Linked DNA regions of Homo sapiens: region 2 is linked to region 1. A link is an interaction called in ENCODE POLR2A ChIA-PET data of the cell type or tissue named here. Cell type or tissue: PC-3. All regions are shown on one strand.

Region 1 (8,000 bases):
TGTTTTGCCTCAATTTTACTAAGTGATTTTGATTATTTTAAAAATAACTTTTTAGGCTGGGTGTGGTGGCTAACGCCTGTAATCTCAGCACTTTGGGAGGCTGAAATGGGTGGATCGCTTGAGCTCAGGAGTTCAAGACCAGCCTGAGCAATGTGGTGAAACCCTATCTCTATAAAAAATACAAAAATTAGCCAGGTGTGCTGGTGGGTGCCTGTCGTCCCAGCTACTTGGGGAGGCCGAGGTGGGAGGATCCCTTGAGCCCAGGAGTTTGAGGTGTCACTGAGCTATGATCACACCACTGCGCTCTAGCCTGGGTGACACAGCAAGACCCCCCCGCCAAAAAAAATAATTAAAATTAAGGCCAGGCACAGTGGCTTACATCTGAAGTCCCAGCGCATTGAGAAGCTGAGGCAGGAGAATCCCTTGAGCCCAGGAGTTTGAGAGTAGCCTGGGAAACATGGCAAAACTCCATCTGTACAAAAAATACAAAAAAATTAGTGGAGTGTGGTGGCACACATCTGTAGTACCAGCTACTTGGGAGGCTAAGGTGGGAGGATCACTTAAGCCCAGGAGGTCAAGGCTACAGAGAGCCAAGATTACACCACTGCACTTCAGCCTGGGCAAAAGAGTGAGACCCTGTCTCAAAAAATAATAATAATAATTAAATTAATTTTAAAATAACAATAACTTTTTGGACTATATCATCTTTTGAAATTTTGACATATCTCATTTAATTTAACATATTTTTGTGTTCTTTGAATGTAATATTTTATTTCATTATTTAATTAATTAATTTATTTTTTTGAGATGGAGTTTCACTCTTGTCACCCAGGCTGGAGTGCAATGGTGTGGATCTCGGCTCACTGCAACCTCTGCCTCCTGGGTTCAAGAAATTCTCCTGCCTCAGCCTCCCAAGTAGCTGGGATTACAGGTGTGTGCCACCATGCCTGGCTAATTTTTGTATTTTTAGTAGAGATGAGGTTTCACCATGTTGGCCAGGCTGGTCTTGAACTCCTGACCTCAGGTGATCCACCTGCCTTGGCCTCCCAAAGTGCTGGGATTACAGGTGTGAGCCACCACACCTGGCCAATATTTTATTTTAGTCTTTTTAAAAATTATTATTTTTTTTATAGACAGGGTCTTGCTCTGTTGCCCAGTCTGGAGTACAGTAGTATAGTCATAGCTTACTGTAAACTTGAACTCCTGCCTCAAGCAATCCTGTCACTTTGGTTTCTCAAAGCTCTGGGATTACATGTGTGAGCCACCATGCCCAGCCTTATTTTAATCTTTTTAATCATTACTATGAAAAGAACAGTAATAGTGTAGAAGTCTTGACTGTAACAACATAATCAATCATTTTACTAGACTAAAGACGAGGAGAATCAATGTTACAGAATAAATACAGAATATCTTAGGCATCAGGCAAGTCTTCATTCTCTCACTTAAACCTCAGGTCACTGAACACCTGGACATGAGTGATAATTACTAAGTTTCATCATTTTGGATATCTGCTGACTTTCAGATATATAAAAACTGTAGATTTACAGATGTTTTTACTCCTATGAAAGCTTATTTGTTCAGTAGGAGGATAGAACACATTTCATTAGCAGCTTGATTTATGGTTGTTTAATATTTAGATTCTGGTATGTGAGCCTCCACTTGTCCTTTTGCCTGGAGCACTGCAAACATCAAGGCCTATGCTCCAGTGTGCCCACAGGTACTTCTTGCTGCAATAGAGACCAGAGAAAGAGCTCTTCTGGGGCTCATGTCTCCATGGGCTCATGGTGAAGTGGGAGCTGGAGGGGTGAGTTGGGATCCAGGGGAAGACTCCGAGGAGAAACAAAAATCACCAAGTCTACACATTTCCTCCTTACAACGATTCCATAAGGCAAGTGATAACATTGTCCCCAAAGTAGAGGTGGAGGCCCGGTGCAGTGGCTCACGCCTGTAATCCCAGTGCTTTGGGAGGCCGAGGGAGGAGAATTGCTTGAGCCCAGGAGTTCAGACCAGCCTGGGCAACATGGTGAAACTAGATCTGTACAAAAAATTAGTGGGGTGTGGTGGCACACACCTGTAGTCTCAGCTACTTGGGAGACTGAGGTGGGAGGATCGCTTGAGCTCAGGAGGTAGAGGCTGCAGTGAGCCGAGATTGTGCCACTGGACTCCAGCCTGGGCAACAGGGTGAGACCCTGTCTCAAAACCAAACCAAACCAAACACCAAAAACAGAGTGGGAAACTGAGGCTCAGAGTGGGTTCATGACTTGCTCAAGTCACGATGCAGGATACCTAGCTCTAGAACCACCTGCAGCAGGGCACCGGTGTCCCCTGCAAACCCATAGCTCTTTTCACTCAGGTCACGTGGGTCCCAGGTCAACTTCATCCACAGCAGGTTCTTTCCAGCCACAGCCAGCCTGACCTGGGTGCAGGCATCAAGGCCTCTAAGTGACAGAGAATGCAGCACTCCCACCCACTGCCAGCTGCCCCAGGTAGCTTCTGAGAACTGGCCACTGCAGAGTACAAGCACAGCAATGACCTGTGTCCTTGGGCTGCCCCACTGCCCTCCTACAGGGGAGGGAGGACCTCTCTGCCATAGCCCCACCTCACAGCTGCCACCCACCCACTGGGTCCTAGCCCTTCTTAACGCCAGCATTGTCCCCATCTTCTCTGTGACATTGGGGTGGATGGGTAGCACGCTTGGCGCTGTGCTCAGTGAGGGCCAAGGAGTGACCTGAGGGTGGGAGGAGAGAGGCAAGTTCTTGCCGACACCCCGTCCAGCCTTGGCCAGGGGAGGTTCTCCATTCTGAAGGTAAAGGGGTCATGAGTGGTTAAAAGGTTGTCCTAGTGCCTCCCAGCTATGTGACCCTGACCTGCTCACTCAGCACCCTCAGCCATACTTCCAGGCCCCTGCTCTAACAATGCTGCTCCTGGGATCCTGTGATGGGAACACTCATGGCCATTCCCTTGAAATGTGGCCAGACTTCAACCCAGTCCCAGACAGTTGTCAGTGCCCACTCACTGCAGCCTCTCCTCTGCATTCTCCAGGCTATTTTCCAAAAGGCCAGATGCATGTCCTGGGTGGCTTGATGCTGAAGCTGGGGCCTGGGCCCCCTGCTGTGGGACAGGGAAGTGTGGGTGAGACAAGGCTGTCCTGAAGGAGTGACTAGAGCCAGAGGCTGCCCACCAGCAAAGGGGGCTCAGTGAGCAGGGCCTGGCACTGCTGACCCCACCTTGTTTTCCCTCCTACTCTCCCTTGGTGCTTCACACCCCCGGCTGCTCACTGGCCTAGGCAGGACACTCCTGTCTAACCTCCTGCTTTCACTGTGGACCCACACCCACACGCTGCCTCCATAGGTACACATGCCCTTTTTTTCTCTACTAACACCTGTTTCTCGTCGTCCACTCTGCCAGGCTGGACACCGGGCACTTCAGAGGTCATGCCAGATCCAGCACCGGGATGGAGGAGTCTAAGGAGGCACCTGCAGTCAGGGAGGGCTTCCTGGAGGCAGAGACCGAAGCTAAGGGCTCAGTACCCTCTCCCCCCACTTACCCCAGGTCACTGGCTGTCCTCTGAGCCTCACTCCCTGGAAGGGCCAGCAGGTTCCAGGAAGTGTCCCCTCGCCCTGCAGTGCTGGTTCCAAGAACTGCAGCTCTTGGCAGCATTTGCTTAGGATCCTTTCCTAGAACTTGAGACCTGCTCTGCCCAGACTGCTGGGGTCTCAGAGGGCAGCCAGTGGGGGTAGTGGGGGAAGGGGGTGCACTGGGAGGTGCCTCTGCAGGTAGAACATTCCATGGACCAAACATTGGGAGGTGGGCCTAGGCTGTCAGCCGGGAGTGGTTGGCCACACTAGGGTGGTCAACACCTCCAACAGGAGGTCGGTGAAATGCAGGTGCTTTGACTGCAGTCAACCATGGGGTGCGGGCCCATGAGTTCTCCCTGCACAAGAAGGAGGCTCATTCCCTTGGTCCAGAACTTCCACCAGCTTGCCACATGCCACCCTCCACCCCCCGACTCTACTCCCCCCACTAGCCTGGCACCAGGGTCCCATCCCATAGAGAATCAGCACAGGCCTTACCCTCAGAATAGGCCCTCATCAGATAACCTCCAGAGGACAGGCCAGGGTGCAGGACAGGCAGGTTCTGAGCAGGGAAGGGGGATGGGATCGTCTTGGGGCCCTTGGAAGGCCATGACACTTGTGTTATTAATCCTGTTATAATTTTACCTTTCCTGGTTAGAACTGAATAAATTACCCCACCTCACACCCCCCAGCAAAGTTGGGTCGGGTGAATGAGGGACAGGCCCTGGTAAGTGGTCAAGGACAGGGCCCTACTTCCCTCAAGGTCACCAGGCCTCCCCCTGGGGCGTGTCCTCCACCCGCCACTTCTGAGCTGGCACCAGGCCTGCCCAGCCGCCTGGGACCTGCCAGATCACGTTGAGCAACCAGTTCCTGAGAAGCGTTGAAGGCAGTGTGGTTTAAAATTAACTCCCCCGCTCCCCCTCCCGCCTGCGGCCTCCTCTGAGTTCTTGGAAGCGGCGCTCTGCTCTTCCTGGGAAGAGGCCTCCAGCCCCAGCTGCTGCAATTCTGGCGAAAACACCTCACCCAGGCTGGGGGTGGGGGGTGCCCACGCCAGGCCTTCTCTGCCCTACACAAGGCCCAGGGATCCTCTGGAAGCTAGCACCCACCCTAGTTACTCACTGAGACCCAGAAGAGAAAGGGGGTGATTGTCAAGGTGCTGGGAGGAGGTGCTCCTGCCCCCAAAGCCCACAGCTCCCAACCAGGCACCTCTGGGTAGGAGAGAAAGTGAATTGATCCCACAACAGCAAACCCAGGACCCTGGCCTACTTTGAGCCATATATGTCCTGGCGAGATGCAGCAACTTCCTAGGGCCACCCAGCTTTGCCTGCCCTTATAAGCTCAGCTTGCCCACTAGGTGCCAGGCTGATGGTGCTGATCTGGCAAGGATGCCCGGGAGCACGCCCCCGCAGGCATGCACACACCTGGGTTAACAGTGATCTCTGCCAGGATCTCTCCTTTTCTCTCACCCACACCCCTCAAACTGCCCTTGGAACACCTCTCCTCCTGGTTAAGCCTCATTTTCTCATGTCTCGTGGGCTCCGTGTCCCTGGGGCTTTGGGGGAAATGTTTCCTGAGAACCTACTCTCCCAGCAGCTCCTCCTCCCACAGCCATCCACTGGAAGGAGCTGAGAAAAACAAAGGAATGTTGGCCAAGTGGAAAGGTCAGCACAAGCATGCGTGCGCGCGTGCGCGCGCACACACACACACACACACACACACACACACACACACACACACACACACACACACACACAAGTGATGTCACTGATGTGGGGCTGGTGGGGGTGGGAGCAGTGAAGTGCTTCCTGGGAGGAGGCTGAGGGCTGAGAGGCACTTTGAAGAACAGAGCTTTGGCCCAGTCTGGACTATGAGTGCAATCCCCACCTCTGGTGGAGGAGCCCAGCTCTGGTGACAGGAAGGGCCCCATCTGGCTCATGGGTGCTGGGTGTGGGGAGAGTCCCTGGAGCAGGACTCTGCCTGAGGAGCATTTGCTGGATACCACCCTCCCCACCAGGCATGTCATCAGGGCATCATCGGTGCCAGCGCAAGCATCTCACTAGTAGGGTCTGTGTGGGTGAGACAGTCCTGGAGGGCTGCCTGGAGGAGTCATGGCAATCCTAGGTTCCCATAGCCCTCAGAGGCCCTGCCTGTTTTAATGAGGCCCGGGCCATGGAAGCAACTCTCTTTCCACTGAGCAGGAAGCTTTGACCACATCAGAAAAGCTCCCCTTCCCTGGGCCTGCTGTGTCTCCTCCTGCTCAGAGATGAGCATCGGTTTCCATTCACTCCCCATTCCCCAGCATCCAGGCCCAGCCACTCTCCAACCACTCTGAGGTCTGCATTCTGACCAAAATCAAACCTCCAGGGACCTCCTCTAGCTTGAGTCTCAGACGTGGGAACTCCAGCCTGCTGCCCCAGAGTGACTCTTGGAGTGACCCCTTGGGTGGTCCACGGGAGCCAGGGAGGGATAGGGAGGACACATCCACCATGAGAGGCTGTTGAATTTCCGGCAAAGCTCAAGTCTACTTTATCTTAAAACTGGTCTAGCAGGTTGGTGTCAAAGGCTGCCCAGGCTTGCACAGGGCCTACTTCTCCTGGAGGAAGAGGGCCTTTATGAGAGCTGGAGAAGTCTGGGATGTCCTATGCACAGACCCTGAGTCTTCCTGCCTTCGTAGTCAGGCCTCTAGGCCTTTAGGCCCCCGGCCCCTCGCCTTCCACTTCACTGTGGGCAACCGTGCAGGACGGGAGGGTCCCCATCTGAGAGTGAGGTGGGCCTAGTCATGGACCCCAGCCCCACTCAGCTGTGTGTCCAGCCTTGGCCAGGAGAGATTTGCTCAGTCAGTAGATTAAAAGTCCAGCCTAGGTGCAGGGACCTAGTGAGATGTACACACTGGCACCAATGATACCCCAGTGGTATGTCTGGAAGGGGGGTGGTATCCAGCAAACACTCCTTGGGGGCAACAAGAAATACCTAGATGGCTTAGCAGCATTTCTGTCCGAAGGTTGTTCCAGAGGGAGGCTTGTGAATCCAGGGAGGGACGCCACACAGGATCAATCTCCAAACCCATTTCCCACCTGGAGGCAGAATCCTCTAGGGCCCAGCCCCCAGACCCCCTCCTCCAGAAAGCCCTCCTGAATCTCCCCATCCTCCTGCATGCCTTCTGAACCTGTGGGTGCCTAGGCTTTAGCAAGCCAGACCCTTGGAGGCAGAATAGAGCAGTGGTTATTCCAAACAATGTCTGGAATCAGGATGTGAACTCTGGCTCTGCCTCTCACCACCCCTCTCTGAGGCCTTCCCTCTTCAGCTGTAGATGAGGACAACCTCTGCTAGTGGGGTAGGAACCCAACCCAGAGTCACAGAGTTGCTGCCCTCACCTCTTTCTGCCCCCGCTCCCACACTCTACCCTCCAGATCCTTCTTTCTGGCCTCTTGCCTCCAGGCCCTCATGAGTACAGATACCTCCCTTAGAAATGAGGGTCAGATCACAGCACTCCCCTGCTAGGCTCTGAAGAGGTGCTTTGCCATCCTCAAATAAAATCCACCTGCTTCCTTTGCCCTTCCCACCCCTCCTGGGCAGCCATTCTGGGCTCTAGGTCTCTGCCTCAGGGCCACTGCACTTGTAGTTCCTTTCACCTGGGACATCCCTTCTGCAAGTTGTCTGCATGGCCAGCTCCTGCTCATTGCCTGGGTCTCCAGGCTCAGTGCCACCCAAAGCTGCAGAGCTATCCCCAACGCCCTCCCAGCTGCAGGGTGTCCCCATTCCCAAAGTTACTCTTCCCACCCCCACTGCTTTTCTTTCTTTACACTCTCAAAGCTTGTCCTATGCACCCATTTGTTCACTAGTTCACTCTCTGTCTCTCCCGCTAGCCCACGAGCCCAATGAGTATGGGGACCGTGTCTGTCTTGTTCCCTGCTGTCTCCAGGACCTAGATGGAGTCTGGCCCAGTTGGTGCCTTTGGAGCACATGTGCTGGTGGAGGACTTAATGATAAAGTGTGACCTTCGTTACTGTTTGTATGTTGTGCAGGGTCCTTGCACCCACCAGAAGGCTCATCCCTTTGTTCCTGGCTAGTGTCAACATGTGTGCCCCTTTTACTAGGCCAGGACCACACAGTGGTGATCACGTTGGCCAGAGGATCTTCAGCATCTGTTAGGCTGAGTCTCTGATTGGGGTCTGGGCAGGCATCATTCACTGCCCTGGCAGGGAAACAAGAAAAGAAGATGGAACCTGGAACCTGTTGGGGGTCAGAAGTAGCTGGCAGCCCCTCCCCAGACAGGAGCCGGGCCCTGGCTTGAGCTGAGGCCAGGGTGAAGAGAACAGGACCTTGGTGGCCAGGCCAGTGGCCAAGAGCTCTCAGCAGGCAGGGATACCAGGAGATAGAAAACAGCATCCAAGAGCAACTTGCCTGGAAGCCACCATCCCTGTC
Region 2 (8,000 bases), 990 kb after region 1:
AAAAACAAGTCATTTGCGCTTGCTGTGGACTTGCTTTGAGACCACTTGACAGAATTTAGTACTACTGAAGGTCACCAAAATTAATGAGGACATGGCAGTCTGGGAAGGATCTTTTTATTTAAAAGGAACAATCATGATGCTATCAAGGACCATAATGACATCTGTGAAATTTCATGAGCTGCCTCACAATGATGAGGCAGCGTGTGTGCTCGGAGTCTTATGATTTCAGTGTGAACTCTGCAAGCCTGGTCGTCTGCTTTGTGAACAAAGGCTTTGTTTGTGTGTGTGTTTCCTCTTGTGTATATCCTAATATCCCCACCTTGCCATGCCTCATGTCTCTAAGGCCTGTGCCTGCATGATTAATTCTGCTGATTGTTGGCCAGGTACCACTCTATTGACAGGTGGCGTTGTCTTTGAACTTAGCAAGGCAGAACAATATTTTCCTTCACTCTCACGATTGCTATGAGGTGCTAGGCTAGGATTGGCTATGGGTTTCTTCATAATTACAGCCTCCTTTTAACAAACCTAATATATTAAACTGTAGACTTATTAAAACACTTAGGGGTTGAATATTTGCTTTTCAGAGCGGTCCTCTTTAGAGTTCCTTTAAATAGCTAGTTCTCCAGTTTCATTAAAATACAATTTGATTCCCAGAACTTGCACTGTAAGAACACAGGTCCTCATTAAGGTGCAGCATACCCATTATTGCTCTCCTGGTTTCTGTGTATTAGAGGCAGAGCCCCTTGTCACTGGAGATTGTAGCAGTGTTTTGCCTAGAATGAGGAGCAAATGAGGGAGATGGATTATTTTCTTTATCACCACCCCGCCCCCACCGCCACCAACCATGTCTGTCTAACAGTTCTGCTAAGAGCTGACTACTGAATCAAGGCTGCCTTGTGTTCTGAAAGGCTATGCCCACATAGACGTATGTGTGTGTGAGGGTGGAGCCCCTTAGAGAAGAATACAGTTGACTGCTGCTGCCCACCAAGACCAGCCTTTCCTCCTTTTCACTTGTTGCCTGGGCTCAAGTGATCCTCCTGCCTCAGTCTCCCAAGTAGCTGGGACTACAGGTGCACACCACCAAGTCCAGCTAGTTTTTGTATATTTTGTAGATATGGGCATCGCTGTGTTGCCCAGGCTTGTCTTGAACTCCTGGGCTCAAGCAATTCCCCCACCATGGCCTCCCAAAGTGCTGGGATTACAGGCATGAACCATCACACCAGGCTCTTTGTTGCCTTTGTTTTTTTTTTTTTGGAAGTCTCTGTCGCCACCACACAATTTCTTCTCTAGAATGACAGGCATTCAGGTTGCCTAAAAGTACTTGCTAATTAAAAATGGTTCTCTAAAATCAGCCAAGCACACTGCAAAGAAAACACTTTTTTTTTTTTTTTTTTGAGATGGAGTTTCACTCTTGTTGCCCAGGCTGGAGTGCAGTGGTGGGATCTCAGCTCACTGGAATCTCCACCTCCTGGGTTCAGGCGATTCTTCTGCTTCAGCGTCCCGAGTAGCTGGGATTATAGGCATGCGCTACTATGCCTGGCTAATTTTGTATTTTTAGTAGAGATGGGGGTTTCACCATGTTGTTTGGGCTGGTCTTGAACTCCTGACCTCAGGTGATCTGCTCACTTCAGCCTCCCAAAGTGCTGGGATTACAGATGTGAGCCACCATGCCTGGCCAAAACACTCTTATCTCAAGGAGTCTAGGATGAAAGAGAGGGGTTGTGCTGTTTACAACCATTGACTTCCAAACACAGAGTAGTTACTGATGAATATACTAACATTCAGAAATAAATTTCACTGCAAATATTAAGAAGTAAATTTTACTTTCAAAGTTGTTGATATCTAATTGATTTACTACTTCCTTTCTAAAACCTATTAAATGAACCAGTGACACAGGGTAGTGATTTCTTTCTTTTTTTTTTTCTCGAGATGGGAGTCTCGCTGTGTCGCCCAGGCTGGAGTGCAGTGGCGTGATCTCGGCTCACTGCAAGCTCCGCCTCCCGGGTTCACGCCATTCTCCTGCCTCAGCCTCCCAAGTAGCTGGGACTACAGGCGCCCGCCACCACGCCCGGCTAATTTTTTGTATTTTTTAGTAGAGACGGAGTTTCACACGTGTTAGCCAGGATGGTTTTGATCTCCTGACCTCGTGATCCGCCTGCCTCGGCCTCCCAAAGTGCTGGGATTACAAGCATGAGCAACCACGTCTGGCCGGATAGTCGTTTCTGCAGAGATTTAAAATCTGCCAGGTCACTAAGTGAATGGTAGCTCAGCATTAACTATATGAATTTGTATTTGTCGATCACATTTATCCCCTGTCCCTTAATGCCCTTTGCAGATGTTTTTGGAAGTGAGTTATTAATGCAAAAATTTAAATTTTATTACTAGATCATTTCACAGCTGTTTTTTACTTTGAGAGGCTAAGTACATGAACCATCTGCACACACACACTCGTAATTCCTGTTATTTCTAACTCTGAACAATTCTTAAGTTCTAGTTTTCCAAAACTCTAAATAATCTAGTTTGCTTTTCTTTTTTTCTTTTCTGTTCAGGAGAAGATAGATGTTATGTTTCAAATTATCTGAAGCTTAGTAAGATATTGCAGTTCTGCAGTACTTTTTATGTTAAATGACTAGAGACTTGTACTTCAGTTTTTATTTTGGGAGATAGGAATTTGAGGATGATCTGATTGTTGATGTATTTATCTGCAGCAGTTTGTCTTGTAAAAGATGATTTATGGCCGGGTGCGGTGGCTCATGCCTGTAATCCCAGCACTTTGGGAGGTCAGGAGATCGAGACCATCCTGGCTAACACGGTGAGACCCCGTCTCTACTAAAAATACAAAAAATTAGCCGGGCGTGGTGGCAGGCGCCTGTAGTCCCAGCTACTTGGGAGGCTGAGGCAGGAGAATGGTATGAACTCAGGAGGTGGAGCTTGCAGTAAGCCAAGATCGCACCACTGCACTCCAGCCTGGGTGACAGAGTGAGACTCCATCTCAAAAAAAAAAAAAAAAAAAAAAAAAAAGATGATTTACCTCTTCTCTGATTTTAGTGTGAAAATTTGAGGCTGGGCACAGTGGCTGATGCCTGTAATCCCAGCACTTTGGGAGGCTGAGGCGGGAGGATCACCTGAGGTCAGGAGTTAGAAAACAGCCTGGCCAACATGGTAAAACCCCGTCTCTGCTAAAAATACAAAAATTAGCTGGGTGTGGTGGTGCACACCTGTAGTTCCAGCTACTCGGGAGGCTGAGGCAGGAGAATCACCTGAACCCAGGAGGTGGAGGTTGCAGTGAGCTGAGATCGTGCCACTGCATGCCAGCCTGGGTGACAGAGTGAAACTGCATCTCAAAAAAAAAAAAAAAAAAAAGAAAAGAAAATTTGAAATATACAGAAAAAATGGAAAGAATTGGTCAGTGAATTTACTAGTTAACATTTTGCTATATTTACTTTATCAAAGAGCTAACCCAACTAGCCATCTCTTTACCATGGTTTTTATTTTTTTACCCTCACGAAGGAATGGCCTTTACAGCTAATAGTAAAGTGATAAGAGAGACAGACATGCACAGTGCCTGACACATGATAGACATAGTATAGCAGGTTAGCAAATGATGGACTGAATGTGAATGAATGAATAACTTGGGTAAAACATACTTCTAGCTCCTGTGTACTCCCAGCCACTCCTCCTCTGCCGTTGGTGCTCGGTCTTCCTGGAACACACTCCCTCAAGATGTCTTTACGGCTTCCTTCCTTCCTTTTGGTTTCTGCTCAGTGAGAACTTCACTGACCTCCCCTATATAAACTAGCAGCTCCTCCTGCCACACACCAGCCCTAAGTATTCCCTGCATGCTTTGTTCTGCTTCCTGCTGTGTCCCCAAACTCTAGAATAGCACCTGCGATTATATACAACTGTTCCTCCATGTACAATGGGGTTACATCCTGATAAATGCATCGTAAGTTGAAAATATTGTAAGTTGAAAGTCTATTTAATACACCTAACCTACTGAACATCATAATTTGGGCTAGACTACCTTAAAGGTGCTCAGAACACTTAACACTGTCTTAGCCAGGCATGGTTGTATGTGCCTGTCGTCCTAGCTACTCAGGAGGTCTTAGGCAGAAGGATTGCTTGAACCCAGGAATTTGAGGCTGCAGTGAGCTATGATTGTGCCTCTGCACTCCACCCACACTCCAGCCTGGCCAACAGAGCTGGACCTTGTCTAAAAATAAATAAATAAAATAAAGAGCACTTACATTGTCTACAGTCAAAATCATCTGGCAGCACAGAAAACTGCACACTTCATGATAGCATGGTGGACTGGAAGCTTTGGCTCATTGCTGTTACTCAGCATTGCCAGAGAGTATAGTTCCATATGTCACTAGCCTGGGAAAAATTTAAAATTTGAAGCACAGTTTCTACTGAATGTGTGTCATTTTCGCACAATTGTAAGTTAAACCATCGCAGGTTGGGGACTCTATACATATATATATATATATATACACACACACACACACACACACACATACACACACATATATGTATATGTATAAATAGATACAGAGAGTTGGTGCTCAGGAAACAGTTGATACAGGAAGGAATGAACAAATGGGATTTCCAAGGTTTATAGTTTTGTTGTTATTGTTACTTTAAGGTGTTTTCTTGTCAAAATAGCCAAGAGATGTTTGAGCTATGCAGAGTCACTAAAACATGTCTCAGAGCCAGAACACTCATAGGGAAGGTGGTGATTTGGATACGGTTAGCTTGCCTTGCTTAGAGAAGTTCCGGGGAATTCATGTTCAGCATTTTTTTCTTTGTTTTTCTTTTGGAGAGAGTCTCACCTCGTCGCTCAGGCTGGAATGCAGTGGCGCCATCTTGGCTCACTGCAACCTCTGCCTCCCCGGTTCAAGCAATTCTCATGCCTCAGCCACCTGAGTAGCTGGGATTACAGGTGTGTGCCACCATGCCTGACTAACTTTTGTATTTTTAGTAGAGATGGGTTTTCACCATGTTGGCCAGGCTGGTCTCGAACTCCTGACCTCAAGTGATCCACCCACCTTGACCTCCCAAAGTGCTGGGATTACAGGCATGAGCCACTGTGCCCAGCTAGCATTTTTTTCTTTGAAAGACTTGTGTTCCTAAGCAAAACCCTTGGTGATTCTGATGCCTTTCATCCTCTCCTAGCACCCCTGCAGTGGACCATGAGTCGGTAATGCCCACTGAGGACCTCTGGGAGCCATGTCAGACGAATCTGCCTCAGGGAGCGATCCAGACCTGGACCCGGACGTGGAGCTGGAGGATGCGGAAGAGGAGGAGGAGGAGGAGGAGGTGGCAGTGGAGGAGTGTGACAGGGATGATGAAGAAGACCTGCTGGATGGTAAGTGGGCTCTATTGAGTGACAGAAGTTGCCTTATATTTTCCTCCAGTGGAATTTTTGCTGGGAGACCTTGGCGTTTCCAGTTAGATTTCTTAGGCCATCCATAGTGGGAAGATACAGACTAGGAACTGAGATGCAATGAATTCAGATGCTCATTCCTAGGAAATAGATTATTGTTCCTCCACATAAGCTTTGTTTTACTGCTGGAAGAACCTTTAGCCTTTAGCTTGTCTCTGACAGATGTTTGGACTCAGGTCCAGAGATTCGAGTGTTGCATACTTGCCCAGGTCATGGAGGAGTCAATGGCAGAGTTCCTATGGTAAGACTTTGCAGTCTGGAGGCCATGGGCTCTTCAGGTAGATGTGAGGGTAACTGTGAGTGGTCTGTAAGTTTTCTGAAATTATACATACAATTGTGCTTGTGTGTACATGAGGGAATTGTCCAGGCAGAGATTCTTAGACAGATTCACAACTTCAGAAAGCTCACTGCATCTCCTGCAGTGCTGCGCTACCTCTTGGCCATTCCAGTGACTATAAATTGCCCCTACTGGGAGGGCACTACATCTCCATAGCTGGTAGATCCCCTTTTGATGCCTTCTATTTGGTTTGCTCAGCTCACTCCTTCCTTTGCCCTCAGCTTCTTGAAATGGCATTGAACTTTTAATGTTCAGTCTAATGTTAGGTTATTTGGCCAGCCACAAGGCTTCTCAATTAATTCCAGCCTTTTATGGCATAGGATTTAGTTGTTTGTAAGCTTCCTACTGACTGAGGAATAGGGTTTTTGTCTGTTCATAACAGACCCCCTAGTGGGACTGAACGTTGCATTAGATCATCTAATTACTTGAATCTGAAGGAACGTAGGAAAATGTACTCCTGCCGTTCTCCAGATTCCAGGAGGATGAGCACTGATCCTCTGTCTTTACTGGTGTTTACTATCTTCAGTTCTCATTCATCCTAACAGCTGTCATGTGGCTTGGGAATCCGTTTGCCCTCCTTTATACTGTCCAGAAGCCTCTCTCCATTTCTGCGGGGAAATGACCATTCACTTTTATCCCTCCAGTAGCATTTGCTGTCTGTTGCTAGCTTATTCAGTTGGAGTCTCATTTCTAGAAAGTAGAATGAATAGAAATAATGGAAGACAGTAATGTTTGCTTGGCTCTCATTGTTCCTGAGATGCTGTTAGAGTCCCTAGGTGTCAGCATCACTTTTTGCTTTTCATCATTGGGTTCTCATAATTGTATTTACAGACACCCTTAGAACTCCCATCAGGTTTAGATTGGATTTTAGATGCTTCTGGTGAGTGTAATGGATATATACACACTATCTTCCCTGTTGGCTTCTTGGAATTCTCTTTTCCCTTTTCCTTGTAAAATTGTTAATTATTCAAAAATTATATGATATGCTTCTGCGGACTTTACTATTATTTATTTAGAAATGACAAGAATTTAATTGTGATTTGTCTCAGAATAATGTAGCTGTGCAATTTGGTTTTGGTGTTTTTTTTTTTTTTTTTTTTTTTTTTTTTGAGATGGAGTTTTGCTCGTTGCCCAGGCTGGAGTGGAATGGCGCCATCTTGGCTCACTGCAACCTTCACCTCCTGGTTCAAGCGATTCTCCTGCCTCAGCCTCCTGAGTAGCTGGGATTACATGTGCCTGCCACCATGCCTGGCTAATTTTGTATTTTTAGTAGAGACGGGATTTCTCTATGTTGGTTAGGCTGTTCTCGAACTCCTAACCTCAGGTGATCTGCCCGCCTTGGCCTCCCAAAGTGCTGGGGATTACAGGGGTGAGCCACCATGCCCGGCCTTAAATACTTTTTTAAAATTTTAAAATGACTCATTTTTATTGAAGTTCAGAGTGATAAACAAACGTTCCATTAGGCCCTATGTCCTGCTGTGCTCTGCTAGGTTAACTGACTTCTTGGAATTTGACTCAAGGACCATTTTTATATTTCACTACAGTGTTAGAGCCACAAAAATAAAAGTAATACTTCTGTTACTTCTGGTGTTTTTGACCCTATTTTACCTCTTAAAGCTTTTTTTTTTTTCTTTTGTTGGCCCTGGCTGGAGTGCAATGGCGCGATCTCGGCTCACTGCAACCTCCGCCTCCCAGGTTCTAGCAATTCTCCTGCCTCAGCCTCCTGAGTAGCTGAGATTACAGGTGCCTGCCACCATGCCCAGCTAATTTTTGTATTTTTAGTAGAGACAGGGTTTCACCATTTTGGCCAGGCTGGTCTTGAACTCCTGACCTCAGGTGATTCACCTGCCTCGGCTTCCCAAAGTGCTGGGATTACAGGCGTGATCCACACCCGGCCTAAAGCTTTTCTTTTCCTCTCATGTTGAGCACTCTATGCAGTTTTCCTGAAAAATCCAAAACCTGCCTATTTCTTTAGTCTTGTCCTTGCTGCCATCCCGTAGTCATGGGCAGAGCAGCTAGCTATTCTACTAGTAAGAATAGCTATGAATAATCTAGTTTTAGTTGGTGTAGTGTGATGTGGCCCTTTTGTTTTCTTAGAGCAGTGGTTCTCAACCTGGTATGATTTTGCTTCTTAGGGAACAGTTTACAATGTGTGAAGACACTGGTTGTCAGGATTGTTGGGGGTGGGGTGGGGATGCTACTGTCATCTTGTGGATA

Evidence for each region. ChIA-PET counts read pairs that join two places held together with the same protein. Peaks named below come from ENCODE experiments on the same cell type or tissue, not always from the same donor. Only the 100,000 strongest peaks of a DNase experiment are listed, where the experiment ranks them.
Region 2: POLR2A ChIA-PET joins it to region 1 with 15 read pairs; 2 of 35 experiments call an interaction of 5 or more read pairs at or near these places.

The regions. Positions count from the first base shown.
Region 1 is chr3:50,596,786-50,604,785 of GRCh38, forward strand. No RefSeq gene overlaps it. Among named protein-coding and RNA genes, the nearest start is that of CISH, 11 kb to the right of the region's middle. RefSeq lists an enhancer at 2,262-5,942. In PC-3, no CTCF peak of the experiment used is centred here; a DNase peak (open chromatin) is centred at 4,456; H3K4me3 peaks cover 351 bases; H3K27ac peaks cover 1,115 bases.
Region 2 is chr3:51,585,192-51,593,191 of GRCh38, forward strand. RAD54L2 (RAD54 like 2) reads left to right here. Exons shown (of 23, transcript NM_015106.4): 3 at 5,176-5,368. The coding sequence starts at 5,230. Among named protein-coding and RNA genes, the nearest start is that of RAD54L2, 50 kb to the left of the region's middle. In PC-3, no CTCF peak of the experiment used is centred here; no DNase peak of the experiment used is centred here.